Linked DNA regions of Homo sapiens: region 1 is linked to region 2. A link is an interaction called in ENCODE POLR2A ChIA-PET data of the cell type or tissue named here. Cell type or tissue: OCI-LY7. All regions are shown on one strand.

Evidence for each region. ChIA-PET counts read pairs that join two places held together with the same protein. Peaks named below come from ENCODE experiments on the same cell type or tissue, not always from the same donor. Only the 100,000 strongest peaks of a DNase experiment are listed, where the experiment ranks them.
Region 1: POLR2A ChIA-PET joins it to region 2 with 14 read pairs; 2 of 35 experiments call an interaction of 5 or more read pairs at or near these places.

The regions. Positions count from the first base shown.
Region 1 is chr4:70,751,522-70,759,521 of GRCh38, forward strand. All of the region lies in intron 1 of RUFY3 (RUN and FYVE domain containing 3), which reads left to right. Among named protein-coding and RNA genes, the nearest start is that of RUFY3, 34 kb to the left of the region's middle. In OCI-LY7, no CTCF peak of the experiment used is centred here; DNase peaks (open chromatin) are centred at 3,150, 3,660, 4,340 and 4,890; H3K4me3 peaks cover 2,213 bases; H3K27ac peaks cover 3,733 bases.
Region 2 is chr4:70,939,403-70,947,402 of GRCh38, forward strand. The region is part of intron 1 of MOB1B (MOB kinase activator 1B); the gene reads left to right. Among named protein-coding and RNA genes, the nearest start is that of MOB1B, 41 kb to the left of the region's middle. In OCI-LY7, CTCF peaks have their summits at 938 and 1,140; DNase peaks (open chromatin) are centred at 3,899 and 5,829; H3K4me3 peaks cover 1,337 bases; H3K27ac peaks cover 1,484 bases.

The DNA.
Region 1 (8,000 bases), 190 kb before region 2:
ATGCTTTCTGGCCATTTGTCTATCTTCTCTGCAGAAATGTATATTTCAAGCCTTTGCCCATTCTTTTTTACTAGGATTATTTCTCTTCTGTTGTTAAATCATAATAATTATTTATACATTCTGGATATTGGATCTGATTTGCAAATATTTTCTGCCATTCTGTGGGTTGTCTTTTCACTTTCTTGATGATGTCGTTTGAAACACAAATGTTTTTATTTTTGATGAAGTCCACCTTACCTATTTTTTCTTTTGTTGCTAAACCATTGCCTAGCCTATGGTTATAAAATATTTAGACCTGTGTTTCCTTCTAAGAGTTTTATAGTTTTAGCTCTTACACTTTGGTCTCAGATCTATTTTGAGCTTTTTAAAAAATTATTTTGCATTTGGATATCCAATTATCCTACCACCATTTGTTGCAAATAATAATTTTTGTAATTTTAGTAGAGATGGGGTTTCACCATGTTGGCCAGGCTGGTCTTGAACTCCTGACCTCAAGTGATCCACCCACTTAGGTCTCCCAAAGTGCTGGGATTACAGACGTGAGATACCGCGCCCAGCCTGATCTTTTAAAATTTCTTGCAGCAAAGTTTTATAGTTTTCCATGTACAAGTCTTGTACTTCTTTTGTTAAGTTTATTGGTAAATATTTTTCTGGTGCTATTGTAAATGGAATTGTTTTTAAATTTCTTTTTCGAATTGTTTGTTGCTAATGTATACAAATATAATTAATTTTTGTGTATTGATCTTGTACCTTACAACCTTGCCAAACTCATTTTATGTACATACTTTGTGTGTGTGTGTGTGGATTCCTTAGGATTTTTTATATACAAGATCATGTCATCTGCAAATATAGTTTTACTTCTTCCTTTTCAAACTGGATGCCTTTCATTTCCTTTTCTTGCCTACTTGCCCTGGCAAGACTCGCCTATACAATTTGGTTAGAAGTAGCAAAAGTGGGCATCCTTGTCTTGTTCCTGATCTTTGAGAAAGCCTTCAGTCTTTTGCCATCAAGTTTGTTAGCTGTGAGTTTTTTGTAGATGCCCTTTGTCAAGCTAAGGAAGTTCTTTCTCTTCCTAGTTTGTTGAATGTTTTTATCATTAATGGATATTGGAACTTGTCAAGTACTTTGTCTGCTTCTAATGAAATGACCATGTGATGTCTTTCTTTACTCTGTTAATTTGGTGTATTACACTGATTGAGTTTTGTGTGTTGGACCGACCTTGCATTCTGTGATTAATCCCACTTGGTCCAGTTATATAATCCTTCTTATATGTTTCTGGATTTGGTTTACCAGTATTTTGTTAAGGATTTTTGTGTCTGTATTCATAAGGAGTATTGATCTATAGTTTTCTTATGATATCTTTATCTGATTTGGTCTCAAGGTAATATTAGTGTCATAGAATGAGTTCGGAAGTTCTCTCTTCTAATTTTTGGAATAGTCTGTCAAGGATTGGTGTCAATTCCTTAAATGACTGGTAGATTTTAACAACGAGACTATCTGGTCCTGGCCTCCTCTGTATGCTATTTTTTTATTATTATTACTAATTCAGGATCTTTACTTGTAGGTCTGTTCAGATTTCCTATTTCTTCTTATGTCAGTTTTGGTAGTTTGTGTCTAAGAAATTGTCCATTTTGTCTAGATTATCTAATATGTTGACATACAGTTGTCCGTAGTATTCCCTTATAATCCTTGTTTCTGTAATGTCAATACTACTGTCCCCTCTTTCATTCCCGATTTTAGTAATTTGAATCTTCTCCCTTTTCTACTGATCAGTCTAGCTAAATGTCAGTATTGTTAATCTTGTCAAAGAGCCAACTTTGGATTTTATTGATTTTTCTCAGTAGTTGTTTTTGCTTTTTAATTTATTTCTGATCTAATCTTTATTATTTCCTTCCTCCTAGGGCTTTCTACTTATATACATGTATGTTGGTTGCCCTTGATGAAGCCAACTGTGAAATCATGGAATTATAATATGCTAGCTAGGAGAGTGATCTAGGCCAGTGCTTCTCAAACTTTAATGCACATACAGATTGCTTGGGGATCTAGTTAAAGTGCAAAACCTGATTCAGTGGTAGTGTTGAAGTCTACAGCTTCCCTTGTCTAAAAGCTTTCCTGGTTATGCCAGTGTTGATGTTCTGAGACCAGAGAGTAGAAAGGATCTAGTTCATTTGGTATCAATCATTTGTGGGATTTTCCAAACAGAACATGTCATTTCTCTGGTTCCAGGTATATTAATATGTCTCTCCCTTTGAGAATCAGTGCTGCTATATGTCATTATGACTATTATGAATGTGCATGGTTTCCAAGGGAAAAAACTGAACAAGCCCAACCCTCTCATTTTACTGATGAGGAAATTGAAGCTTCAAAGGGGTGAGATTTCTTGCCTGAAGTCATATAATAGGTTAATTGGCTCCATGGATGAGTATATTAATCCTTTCTGATGACAAGTCCTAACTCAGTGAAGTTCATCATTGATTATACTGTTACCAAGAAAAGGTAGCAATGAGGACAAGTAAATTTATGGTTAATTTTTTTTTTTTTTTCGAGATGGAGTTTTGCTGTTGTCGCCCAGGCTGGATGGAGTGCAATGGCACAATCTTGGCTCACTGCAGTTTCTGCCTGCCGGGTTCAAGTGATTCTCCTGCCTCAGCCTCCTGAGTAGCTGGGATTACAGGTGCCTGGCACCACACCCAGCTAACTTTTGTACTTTTAGTAGAGATGGGGCTTCCCCATGTTGGCCAGGCTGGTCTCGAACTCCTGACCTCAGGTAATCCACCTGCCTCGGCCTCCCAAAGTGCTGGGATTACAGGTGTGAGCCACCAAGCCTGGCTGGTTAATTTTTTTGACTAACCCCTTTAACAGATTTCAATCCAGAGAAAATGTTACTTAAGTAAATTTTCTTATTATTGAGTAGAAATATGATACCTGAGACGCCATTAAGAATAGATAGATATAGTTATGGATATAGATATATAGATATTCTAAGGGTCCTAAGACTCTATTATAATTTTTTTTTTTTTTTGTAAATGAGGATAGAATAAAAGTTCATGATTGTCTCATACAAATAAGTGTCATCAGGCTAACTAAATGGTGTTTTATTACAAGGTCTTTTTCAGTACTTTCACTTCTTTCTTTCACAATTAAGGACTCATTTTCTGTCCAGTTTTATACGCTAAGGTCTTTTTAGTACTTTCACTTCTTTCTTTCACAATCAAGGACTCATTTTCTGTCCAGTTTTATACTCTAAGAACAATTATTGCAAAAGTTCAAAATAGATTTATTTAAAATTATTGTTCTTCAGTCATTCCCAACATAGAGTAAGCTTTTCTTTCTATATGTTTCTGTTAGTTTGTTGTTTTTAATCTCATATTAAAGCTTTTTTTTTTTTCTTTTTTTCTTGAGACGGGGGTATCACTCTATCTCCCAGGCTGGAATGCAGTGGTGTGATCTTGGCTCACTGCAACCTCCGCTTCCCGGGTTGAAGCGATTCTCCTGCCTCAGTCTCCCTAGTAGCTGGGATTACAGGCGCCTGCCACCATGCCCAGCTAATTTTTGTATTTTTAGTAAAGACGAGGTTTCACTGTGTTGGCTAGGCTGGTCTCAAACTTTTGACCTCAGATGATCCTCCCTGAGCCACCGCGTGAGCCACCAGCGTGAGCCACTGCGCCCAGCCAAAAGCTTTTACACATCTTTGAAAAGTCTTCTGTGTGATAACCATTTTGTTTCTTATATAAGATAAAAGCTTTAATCTGTTAGATAATAAGAAAATTCTGAAGAATAACTATGATTGTGCTACATATTAATATCAATTATTCTCTGCCAAGAATTGCATATAACATACTTAATACTAATATTAAATATATCTTTCTTTTCCTTCAATTATTTAGAAAACATTTCAAGATTTTGCTGTATGAACATTAGTCATTGCATTATAAGAAGATAAAATGGCACCTTGGTGACATGATTTGTTTTCAGAACAATATGACTCACTGTCACTGTTAGCTATATGACTTCAGATCACTTTTATCATCACTATTAACTAAATGAGCTACATGACTCTGTAAAGTTTATTAAAATACCCTTATATGGAAATTAGCAGTCTTGAAGAGATACAGTGAAGAATCACATGCTTTTTGAAAGAACATTGAGGTCGGGTACGGTGGCTCATGCCTGTAATCCCAGCACTTTGGGACACTGAGGCGGGCGGATCACGAGGTCAGGAGATCAAGACCATCCTGGCTAACACAGTGAAACTCCGTATCTACTAAAAATACAAAAAGTTAGCCGGGCGTGGCAGCAGGTGCCTGTAGTCCCAGCTACTCAGGAGGCTGAGGCAGGAGAATGGCGTGAACCTGGGAGGCGGAACTTGCAGTGAGCTGAGATCACGCCTCTGCACTCCATCCCGGGTGACAGAGCGAGATTCTGTCTCGAAAAAAAAAAAAAGGAAAAAAAGAACATTGATTTGAGAACCAGTCAACATAATGTATTATTTTAACTATAGTCACTTCCACATGATTTCTTTAGTCCAGTGCTCTTGCTGTATTCCCCACCAATGTGATCTGCACCATCGTCCATCTAATCGCCAAAACTACAAATAGGGAAGTTACTCTCCATTCTCCTTGACTATGTCCAGATAGTCAAGCTATGAAATGCTAACGTTCTACCCCAGAATGTCTCTCCATGCTGACTCCCTCTTCTCCATACAGCCCCACTGCTCTAGTTCTACCCTTTATTATTTATTTTCCTCTGCCATTGCAGTAGACCCTTACTTGCCCCTCAGCTTTGAGTTCATGCACCCTTCCAATCATCTTCCAAAAGGATGCAAGAATGGCTTCTCTAAAATTCAAATTTGTGACATCACATCCCACGTTAAAGTCTTCACTGACTTTAAGGTGAAATCTGTACTCCTTAAACAAGGTCCTTAGCAGTCTGCCCTTGTCTCTTTCTCTTGTCTCATCTCTAATACTTAAACCCCTGGCATTTTTTCAGTGTTGTTTTTCTTCTGTGTATGTTATGTTCTTCCATACTTCTGTACCTTTACCTAAGCTATTCCTTCCATCCTGTTCCCTTCACATCTCTACTGCTACCCCTTCCTTACGTGACTCCTTTCTTTTTATCCTTTAAGATTGAACTCAAAAGTCTCATCCTCTGAGGATTTATAGAAACACACGGGGCCCCTAAAATTGAAGGAAAAATAGGGAGCCAGGTCAGATACCTTTCTCCTATGCATATTCCCCTGGTATCCTGTATATACCATTGTTGGAGTTCTTACTGCAGTGTAGTTGCAGTACTTCTCAGTCTTCTCCACAGAAGTGCACCCAATGTCAGAGGAAATTGTATTATGCTTACAGCCTGCCTGAAACCCTAAATTAATGACATCAATTATCTTAGTTTTAAGAAATGTAGAAAACTAACATTTCCATAGAATAGGTTTATGTCATTTAACAAAAAAAAAATTTTTTTAATTAGCTGGGCATGGCGACCCATGCCTGTAATCTCATTACTTTGGGAGGCTGAGGTGAGAGGATCACTTGATCTTAGGAGTTTGGGACCAGCTGGGCAACATAGGGAGACCCTGTCTCTACAAAAAATAAAAAAAAAATTAGCCGGGCATGGTTGCACACACCTGTTTATTATCCCAGGTACTCAGGAGGCTGAGATGGGAGAATCACTTGAGCCTGGGAGATTGGGACTACAGTGAGTTGTGATCGTGCCACTGCACTCCAGCCTGGGTGATAGAGCAAGATCCTGCCTCAAAAATCAAAACAAAACAAATGGAACATTTAAAATTATTTGTTCTGGGCCGGGCGCGGTGGTTCATGCCTGTAATCCCAGCACTTTGGGAGGCCGAGGCAGGTGGATCACCTGAGGTCAGGAGTTTGAGACCAGCCTGACCAATATGGTGAGACCCTGTCTCTACTAAAAATACAAAACTAGCCGCACGTGGTGGCACATGCCTGTAATCCCAGATACTTGGGAGGCTGAGACAGGAAAATCACTTGAACCCAGGAAGACGAGGTTGCAGTGAGCCAAGATCGCGCCATTGCACTCCAGCCTGGGCAACAAGAGTGAAACTCCATCTGAAAAATTAAAAAATTAAAATAAAATAAAATATTTGTCCTGGAATAAAATTGATCTTTGTTAAATATGATTATGTTTATCCTGAAATTTCAGGTGTTTGCTGTACACTGCCCTATTTGTTCTCTATAAGTTTGTATTAACCAACTGCGATAAATAGTAAGCACTTTGATGGCAGGGACTAAGTCTATTATTACCTCTGTATTTCTAGCATTAAAACAATATCTAACACATAGTAGATGTTCAATATGTATTGAAAAAAATAATTGCATGAAAGTTCTCTATTGGAATGATAGTGTTAAATGCCAGTGTTGTGAACATTTTAAAATTTTAAATCATTTTTCTCATAGGAAAAGCTTGACTGATGATATCATGAAAGTCATGCATGTTTTAAAATGGCTTTCTGGCTTATACAATATAACAGAATCTTTTTTTACTTTATATAGTTAAAAGTACAAAATACACAGAAAAGAATCCTATATTATAAGTATTCAGCTCAGTACAATGTTACACACACAACATGCTTGCATAATAAACACCCATACCAACAAACAGAAATTCACCTGCCCTCAGAAGCCCCTCCATACTCTGTCAGGTCATTGCAGCCCTTTTTAACAGGATAGGTTAGTTTTGCAAAATCATTTTACACTTGAATAGTATTTAAGACAAGTAATGTTGAATAGAAAATATTCTGTGACAAATCAGGTTAATGATTTAATATTCATTATTAGCAGCCAACATTATTTGTAGGCCAGGTGTAGTGGCTTATACCTTTAATCCCAGCACTTCGGGAGGCCAACATGGGAGGATGGCTTGAGGCCAGGAGTTCAAGACCAGTTTGAGCAACATAGCAAGACTAAATAGCCATACTTTTGTATACTATTCAGCACAAAAATGTTAATAATAAGAATTAAATAATACTCATTTTAGCTTTTGTGTTCATTTACAATGAGCAATATATTCTTTTTAAAATTTTTGATGTGTAATAATTATACATATTTAGGGATACAGACTGACATTTTGGCTCATGTATACAATGTAATGATCAAATCAGGGTAATTAGCATATCTCTTGCCTCAAACACTTATTTATTAATTTTGGGAATATTCAAAATCCTCTCTTCTAGCTATTTGAAAATATAAAAAAAAAAAAATTATTGCCAGGCGTGGTGGCTCACACCTGTAATCCCAGCACTTGTGGGAGGCCGAGGCAGGTAGATCACGAGGTCAGGAGATCAAGACCATCCTGGTTAACACAGTGGAACCCCATCTCTACTAAAAATACAAAAAATTAGCCCAGCGTGGTGTGGGTGCCTGTAGTCCCAGCTACTCGGGAGGCCGAGGCAGGAGAATGACATGAACCCGGGAGGCGGAGCTTGCAGTGAGCCGAGATCGTGCCACTGCACTCCAGCCTGGGCGACAGCAAGACTCTGTCTCAAAAAAAAAAAAGAAAATTATTGACTATAGTCACCATACAATGCTACAGAACACTAGAACTTACTCATCTTATCTAGTTGTAGCTTTGCATCTGTTAACCAACCTCTCCCTATCTTCCCCTCCTCCATACTCTTTTCATTTTCTAATAATCACAATTCTACTCTCTACTTCTATGAGCTCAACTTTTTTAGCTTCCACATATGAGTGAGAACATGTGGTATTTATCTTTCTGTCCCAGACTTATTTCACTTAACATAATGTCCTTTAGGCTCATCCATGTTGCCATGAATCATAGGATTTCATTCTTTTTATGGCTGAATTTGTGTGTGTGTGTGTATGTGTGTGTGTGTGTGTGTGTGTGTGTGTATACCACATTTCTTTATTCATGTTGATGACACTTAGGTTGATTTCATATCTTGGTTATTGTGAATAGTGCTGAATTAAACATGGGAATGCAGCTATCTCTTTGTTATATCGATTTCCTTT
Region 2 (8,000 bases):
GGTGCAGTAGTTCACACCTGTAATCTCACACCCGTAATCACAGGCCAAGGTGGGCGGATCACCTGAGGTCAGGAGTTCAAGACCAGCCTGGCCAACGTGGCAAAACCCCATCTCTACTAAAAATACAAAATTATCCAGGCATGGTGGCGCACACCTGCAATCCCAGCTACTCAAGAGGCTGAGGCTGGGAGGATCTCTTGAATGTGGTGAAACGGGAAAGGTTCCCTTGTCCCCCTTAAAGGGTGTGCGGTCGGGGGTGTGGCTCGCTTCTTTGGTGTCCTGCTGCTCAAACCTCTACAGGGAGTGTGCAGTGCTGAAGCCCCAGTGGGCGTGTGTTACCCGGTGCTCTTTTAGTTTACCCATCAGCTCATTGAGACCTCTTGCCTAACAAGGACAGAGAGTTTTTTGTATCCCGGAGTTCTTGCCTTGGTGTACAGAAGAATTGGATCACAGGTGGACTTGGAGAAAGAATGCAAGGTTTTATTGAGCGGAAGTAGCTCTCAGAAGATGGAGGAGCCAGGGGGAGATGATTTTCCCCTGGAGTCTGGCCACTGTGTGGCCCAGTGTCTCCTCCGACTGCCCTAGCCCGTCTCTGCATCTTTCCGTTGGTTTATGGCCTGCCCAGTGCCAGCATCTGTTGGTTTGCTGTCCTGCCGGTGTGCTCCACTCGATGTCCTCTTGACCTCCAGCCGCTTTTGTCTTCTTCCGCTGATGTGTTCCTCTCCACGTCCAGCCGCTTGTGTCTCTCCTGTTAGGGTCTCGGGGGTTTTTATAGGCACAGGATGGGGCCATGGTGGGCCAGGGTGGTCTTGAGAAATGCAGCATTTGGGCATAAAGGCAGGAGTGCCTGTCCTCACCTAGGTCCATGGGCACAGGCCCAGCCCTCTCCAGAGACCCACCTTCCTCTGTCTACCCAGCACTTTTCTGCCTCCCTTCTATACCACTAGGAGGTGGAGGTTGCAGTGAGCTAAGATCGCACCACTGCACTCTAGCCTGGGTGAGAGCAGAGCGAGACCCCATGTCAGAAAACAACACAAACCACCAAATTTGAACTGCAAGGAATATCTGTTATGTGTTTTCCTAGCTTCCCACAGTGCTTAACATGGTGGTGACTTGCCCGTATTAGGTATCCTAGAGGATTAAAGATGAATCTCTGTCCATGTATCAACATTGTTATCAGTTAAATGTCTCTAAAATCTGATTCCGAATGGATGAACAATTTTCCTTTCGTTTTTGTTTTCAGGTTAATAATAAAAATAATATTAGGGCATTAATTTTTTTTTTTTTTTTTGAGACAGAGTTTCGCTCTGGTTGCCCAGACTGGAGTGCAATGGCGCAATCTCAGCTCACAGCAACCTCCACCTCCCAGGTTCAAGCAATTCTCCTGCCTCAGCCTCCCGAGTAGCTGGGATTACAGGCATGCACCACCACGCCCGGCTAATTTTGTATTTTTAGTAGAGACAGGGTTTCTCCATGTTGAGGCTGGTATCGAACTCCTGACCTCAGGTGATCCGCCCGCCTCGGCCTCTCAAAGTGCTGGGATTACAGGCGTGAGCCACCACGCCCGGCCCGGCATTAAATATTAATTGGTCTTTTAATGTATCTCAGCTTTGAATTTAGGATTTGATTAACCAAATTTAACTGTAGTATTTTGTCTTACTATGACTGCAGAAGTAGACAACTCTTGCCACATGTACATTGTCTGATTTTCTCTTTATTTGTATCTGGCTATCATATCTCTCTTGGCTACTTTGGCTCTTTTTTTTTTTTTTTCTTTTCTATGCCATACACACACAGTAGTAGTGGCTGTTTCTTAACAGGTTGATTTGAATTTCCAGGTGCCCCTTTAGACATGAAATATGTTCTCAGTACTATACTCTAATTTCTGCTTACTTCTTTGTCACTTTTATCTGCTGCAACTTAAGAAATTTGTTTTATTTTATTTATTTATTTTTTTGAGACGGAGTCTCGCTCTGTTGCCCAGGCTGGAGTGCAATGTGGTGATCTCGGCTCACTGAAAGCTCCGCCTCCTGGGTTCACGCCATTCTCCTGCCTCAGCCTCCCAAGTAGCTGGGACTATAGGTGCCCGTTACCACGCCCGCCTAATTTTTTGTATTTTTGGTAGAGACGGGGTTTCACTGTGTTGGCCAGGATGGTCTCGATCTCCTGACCTTGTGATCCGCCCGTCTCGGCCTCCCAAAGTGCTGGGATTACAGGTGTGAGCTACCGTGCCCAGTCAAGAAATTTCTTCCTTCTTTCCCTTACTCTGTTCCATCCTTCCTTGTGACATTTCTCTTTGGTATCTTTCTTTTCAGAGAAACTTTGGTATCTTTCTTTTCAGAGAAAATTAACATTCGAACATTCAAATGCTAATTTAATCTTTTAAAGTAAAGCTAATTACTGAGATCACATGCTTGGTATTTTTAATTTTATCATTATGGTAAAACTGGACCGAGATACTTCAATATCTGTCAGAAGAACAGATGATTTGATGGTAACCCTGTATAAGAATTTTGTTTCTAAATTTCTTAAACCTCTTGATTAGAATGTTTTAATAGTTGTGAAAGGCTTTAGTAAGTTTTATAATTTAATATTATTATCAATCTTAGCTAATATTTCAGATTATTCAGATTATGCATCAGAAGTATGCTTTGGCAACTCTCATTTAAATCCTCAATGTCTTTGACCTTAATTACACATTGGTTAAAATTGACCTCCAAACCAGGAATGATTCTTATTTTATTAAAAACGAAAAATCCTAAGAAGCAAACACTCAAATCAGCTGCATTTGAAGTTAGATTTATAGGAGAAAATAGTTTATAACTTTTGTGTACATATTACCAATATCTTCTAGTGGTAATATTAAAGTGGTCTATTAAAGTGGAATTGCCATTTAATATTCTAGTGGTCTATTAAATATTTAATATTTAATATTTAATATTCTAGTGGTCTATTAAAGTGGAATTGCCATTTAATAAGTAAAGTTATTTCCTAGTACACTTTATCAGTTTTTATAGGCATTAGCATGGATTTCTTTATTTTTTTAAGAATGAATTTAATGCATTGAATTTCTCATAAATGCCATGGTTTTGAACTTTAACATAAATTATTTTATAAATATGATTAAAGCTTTCTGCTAGTCACTGTTTAATAGAAAAAGAATAAACCTAAACTGTAGTTTTTAATTGAAATAAAACTTGTACCTATCCTGAATGTATGTGTGTTTTATCTAAAAGATATGTCTATAGGATTAGAAATTAAATGTGAAGCTCATAGACATTTAAAGAGAAACTGATGTTTTTATGATAACCTCAGGGAAAAGATACAGACTAGGGCAGGATTTCTGTATCTGGGTTTATGAACAGGTTTTAGCCCCTCCCTGAATTCCTGTATGCAAAATATTGTGTTTTTTGTCTGTAGAGAGAAGGTTCATATTGTCGGATTATGAAAGACTCAAAATAAAGAACTGGAGGCAAAGAAGTAAGCAAAGAAAAAATTATTATATGAATGTTTAAGAGCATTGTGGCAGTATTTCCCTTTAATGTAGCTCAGAAATATATCTCAGTGGGTTCGGGGAGTTCATTGCTAAGTTATTTTTATTTTATCGAGATATGATTTACAAAACATGAAGTGCTCAGAACTTAAGTGTATAGTTAAAAGAGTGTATGCTTTTTGTAAACCACACTGCTTTTAAAACCTGAAACATTTCTGTCACCCTAGAAAGTACTTTACCTTTTAAAAATAAAACCATAGGGTCATTTCTGATGGTTTTTTTGACATAATATTGTATAAGCATACATTCTCATTTCACATAGTTCTAGAGATTCCATTAGCTAAATGGGGTGGTTCAGCTTTTATGGAAGAGGAACAAGTAGTTTACTAGTTCTGCTTTTTGCACTTGGTGCTAGTTTTGCCCATTGAACAGCACAGCTGTTATAACTGTGATGATCTTTGAGGTGAGCAAAGAACTGGGATGACATCCAGTATCTCAACACCTGGATCTTTAGCAAGATTAGCTCACATCATTTCTTATAGTTAATCATGTTTTCCACTTACCCCACAATGATGAATAATCATCTGACATAAAATAGTGAAAGAGCTTTGATAAACTTTTCTAAAGACAGTAGTTCAAGGTATAGTAACTTTTTAAAAAAAATCAACAATCATTGATCATTTACTGCATTAGAAGGTAGCTTCTGAAAAAATACCCAAGTGAATAAGACATATGGGACCTGCTTCTAAATTGTCCATGGTAATAGAAGAGACAGGAGTTAACGCACACTTCTCATAGCTTGGTAAATATAGTAGTAGAAGACTATACGTGTACCTAAATGGGTTTATATATTGGTAAATTAGAGAATCAGTTATATCAAGCTATAACTTCTGATTTTCCTTCTGTAAGTAGCATTAATAAGCCTTCAAGTGGGTAGAGATCTAGATTTTTGGAGAAAATCTTTTTCAATCAAAATAAAAAAAAACAAAACATTTCCCTTTTTGAGAAAATGAAAAAATATATAAATACAAAATTTGATGTCAAAATGAATATTTAGAATGAAAAAACACAGATCACAATTTTAATAACACAAGGTTAGTTAACATCACAAACTATAGAAAAATAACATTTTTATGGCAACTGCTAGATATCTGTAATACTTTTTTTTTTTGAGACGGAGTCTTGCTCTGTCACCTAGTTGCAATCTTGGCTCATTTCAACCTCCACCTTTCAGGTTCAAGTGATTCTCCTGCCCTAGCCTCCTGAGTAGCTAGGATTATAGGCACATGCCACCATGCCCGGCTAATTTTTGTATTTTTAGTGAAGACTGGGTTTCACCATGCTGGCCAGGCTGGTCTCAAACTCCTGACCTCAGGTGATCCTCGCGCCTTGGCCTCCCAAAGTGCTGGGTTTATAGGCGTGAGCCGCTGCACCCGGCCTCTAATACTTTTTTATTTAGATTTTTTTGACTGTATACTTTTTGACCACTTCTTCATATGTCAACAGTGTACTTTTTTCTCTACCATGACTGATCAAATTGTGTTTATTATTGATAGTTTAGAAAAGTTTGAGATTGACAACTCGTTTTATTGGTAGTGTCTGTAATATTTTAAGATTGTTGTCAAATTTGGGGCAGCTCCTTCTGTTAGGCTGTTCTTGCATTGCTATAAGGAAATACCTGAGACTGGGTAATTTATAAGAAAAGAGGTTTAATTGGCTCAGGTTCTGCAGGCTGTACAGGAAGCATCGTGGCATCAGCTTCTGGGGAGGCCTCAGGAAGCTTACAATCATGGCAGAAGGCAAAAGGGAGAGCAGGTACGTCACATGGCAAAAGTAGGAGCAAGACAGTATGAGACAGAGGAAGTAGAGAGGAGAGAGAGAAAGGGGGAGAGTAGGGGATGAGATGCCACAGACTTTTAAATGACCAGATCTCGAGAACTCATTCACTATCACATAGACATCACCAAGCCATGAAGGACCCACCCCCATGATCCAAACACCTACCAGCATTGGGGATTACAATTCAACATGAGATTTGGGTGGGGACAAATATCCAAACTGTCTCACCCTTGGTTTTATATGAATTGCAGTGTTTTTACATACTTCTGTGCCAATACCATATGGAGCTCATATCTAGATGTCCCTGGTCCTCTGCCTTAGTGTTAATGATACCAGATAAGGCAGTGCATTGGGTGGTAGGAATATTCCTGGATGTCATTCTTGTACCCAGACTAGCAATTATCTAGTCATACATAGATGTGATTGCACACTACATATATCCTATGAAACCTAAGTATATATAAATACCCAACTCAGCTTCCCCTTAGTTCAGTGCCCAGAATATCAGATTACCGAAGGAGGAAGTATGATGGAGAGGGAGTCAGAAACAGAAGTTAGAAGTCAGAACAGAAGTCTTTAACCAATTGTAGTTGGATTGCTTTCGTGATTTTTGTTAGGGCCCTTTCCAAGGCCCTGAATTTTAAACTGTCATGGTAAATTCTATAGCCTCGTACTGTAATTTTGTGCTTGGATTTTGTTTGTTCAGTTGTGCTACTGAAATGTTAGTTAAAATACAAGATGCATATTATTCTGCATGCATACTCTGTACTATGCTACTTGAACCTATCATGATTAGGCCTATTTGTATAAGCTGAAGATATAAATTTTGACAAATGTCTAAAGTATTTGCTGTACTTTCAAATTTTTGTCTTGGAATTCTTTGTCAGTTAGCTCAACAAATACTGAAGCTCTATTCTGACCTAGGCCTTGTGATAGGTTCTGGAGATGCAGTGATGCCTTAGAAACATTTCTTATTTTTGAGAAACTCATGGTGCTGTGTAAAATAAACAATGATAGTATCCTGTCTGAACACAGAGAAGGCATCCTTAACCCGTCTTAGGATATCAGGGAAGCTTCCTGAGGAAAATTACCCCTGCACTGATTATCTAGGGATGACTAGACATTATTTGGTGAATAAAGAAAGTGCAGTTAAAATTGTATGAGATAAGGAGAAGTAGGCGCTACCTGATTTTAACTTTTTGTGGTGCTTTTTTTTTTTCCTATCGGGCTGGCTTCTGTATTATAAGAGTTTAATTTCAAAGCATTAAGACTACACAACTTCTGTGTCACTGATTGCATTGAATGTCTTTTGCAGGCAAATGCTTTGGCTAAGCTGGTTTTTGTTTGTTCTTTTTTTTTTTTTTTTTTTTTTGGCCAAAGTTTAAGTAGGGCAGGACTATAAAGGGGCCTAATATTGAAAATGAAATTTTGGTGTTAGGACTAGGAAATATTCCTCAATGTTACTTCTCTTGCACAGTTGGAATCCTTTAGATTTGTCATAGTGAATCAAATAAAGATGACAGATTGATCCTTTTCTTTAATATTGGTAACAATGGCTCCTCGCAATAAGAATAAGATTTTTCTTCAACATCATTATTTGAGATAATAAACATTTATTACGCATTCCGTTATGTTTCAGCTTCTGTGTTAGGTATTGGGAATGCAAAGGTATCTAAGAGAAGACTCATATCCCTCGTAACCCACGATCTAGTGAAAGAGAGGGAGAGGGAAAAAGAAATATAAACAAATAAGCAGGAGGAGGTCATATTTTAAGCTGACCCTTCATGGGTTAGTATGGCAAGGGGATAAAGTCAGAAAGGGTATTTTATTTATACGCATGTAAGTGCATGTAAATATGCATATATATAGTCATTTGTTATTGAACATTTGAAAAATGCTAGTTCCTATTGTAAACCAAAAACTGACTGAGGCAGATCTCAATCAATTAGTGGTTTATTTTGCCAAGGTTGAGGATATGCTTGGGAAAAAGAAACACAAGTCACAGTAGGATCTGTGACCTGTGCTTTTTCCAAAGAGGGTTTTGGGAACTTCAATATTTAAAGGGGAAAGATGAAACAGAAGGGGAAGGAAAAAAAAGGAGGGAGGGTAGGCAGTGAGGCAAGTGGTTACATTCTTGTGAGGCTCTGATTAGCCAGCCAACTTTCTCTTAAGCCTAGTGAGTTTGGGGTTCCAAGATTATATTTTTCTTTCACATTATATTGAGCGTTTGCTCTGTGATTGCTGCCTCAAAACTAGGGTGCTTCAAATGTAATTTACTCATCTATCATAACAGTCCTTCAAAACTGGTGATGTCGTTTGCAGTTTTTTCATTTTAAACTTAGGGAAGTTCTTAGCCAGTAAGTTAGAAAGACAGGATCTGAAACTGGCCGTGAAATATCAGACAAATTACACAATTTCCCTAAGCTTAAAACTAAAAAATTGGGGATGATATCACCAGTTTTGCAGGAGTCCCTGACAAGTGAGTCGTAGACTCTGAAAAGGCAGGATCAAGACACTGGGTCTTCTTATTGTTGATTTTTGTTTTTCTTTTTAGAATCAGGGTCTCACTCTGTCACTCAGGTTGGAGTGCAGTTGCATGATCACAGCCTACTACAGCCTTGAACTCCTGGGCTCAGGTGATTCTCCCACCTCAGCCTCCTGAGTAGCT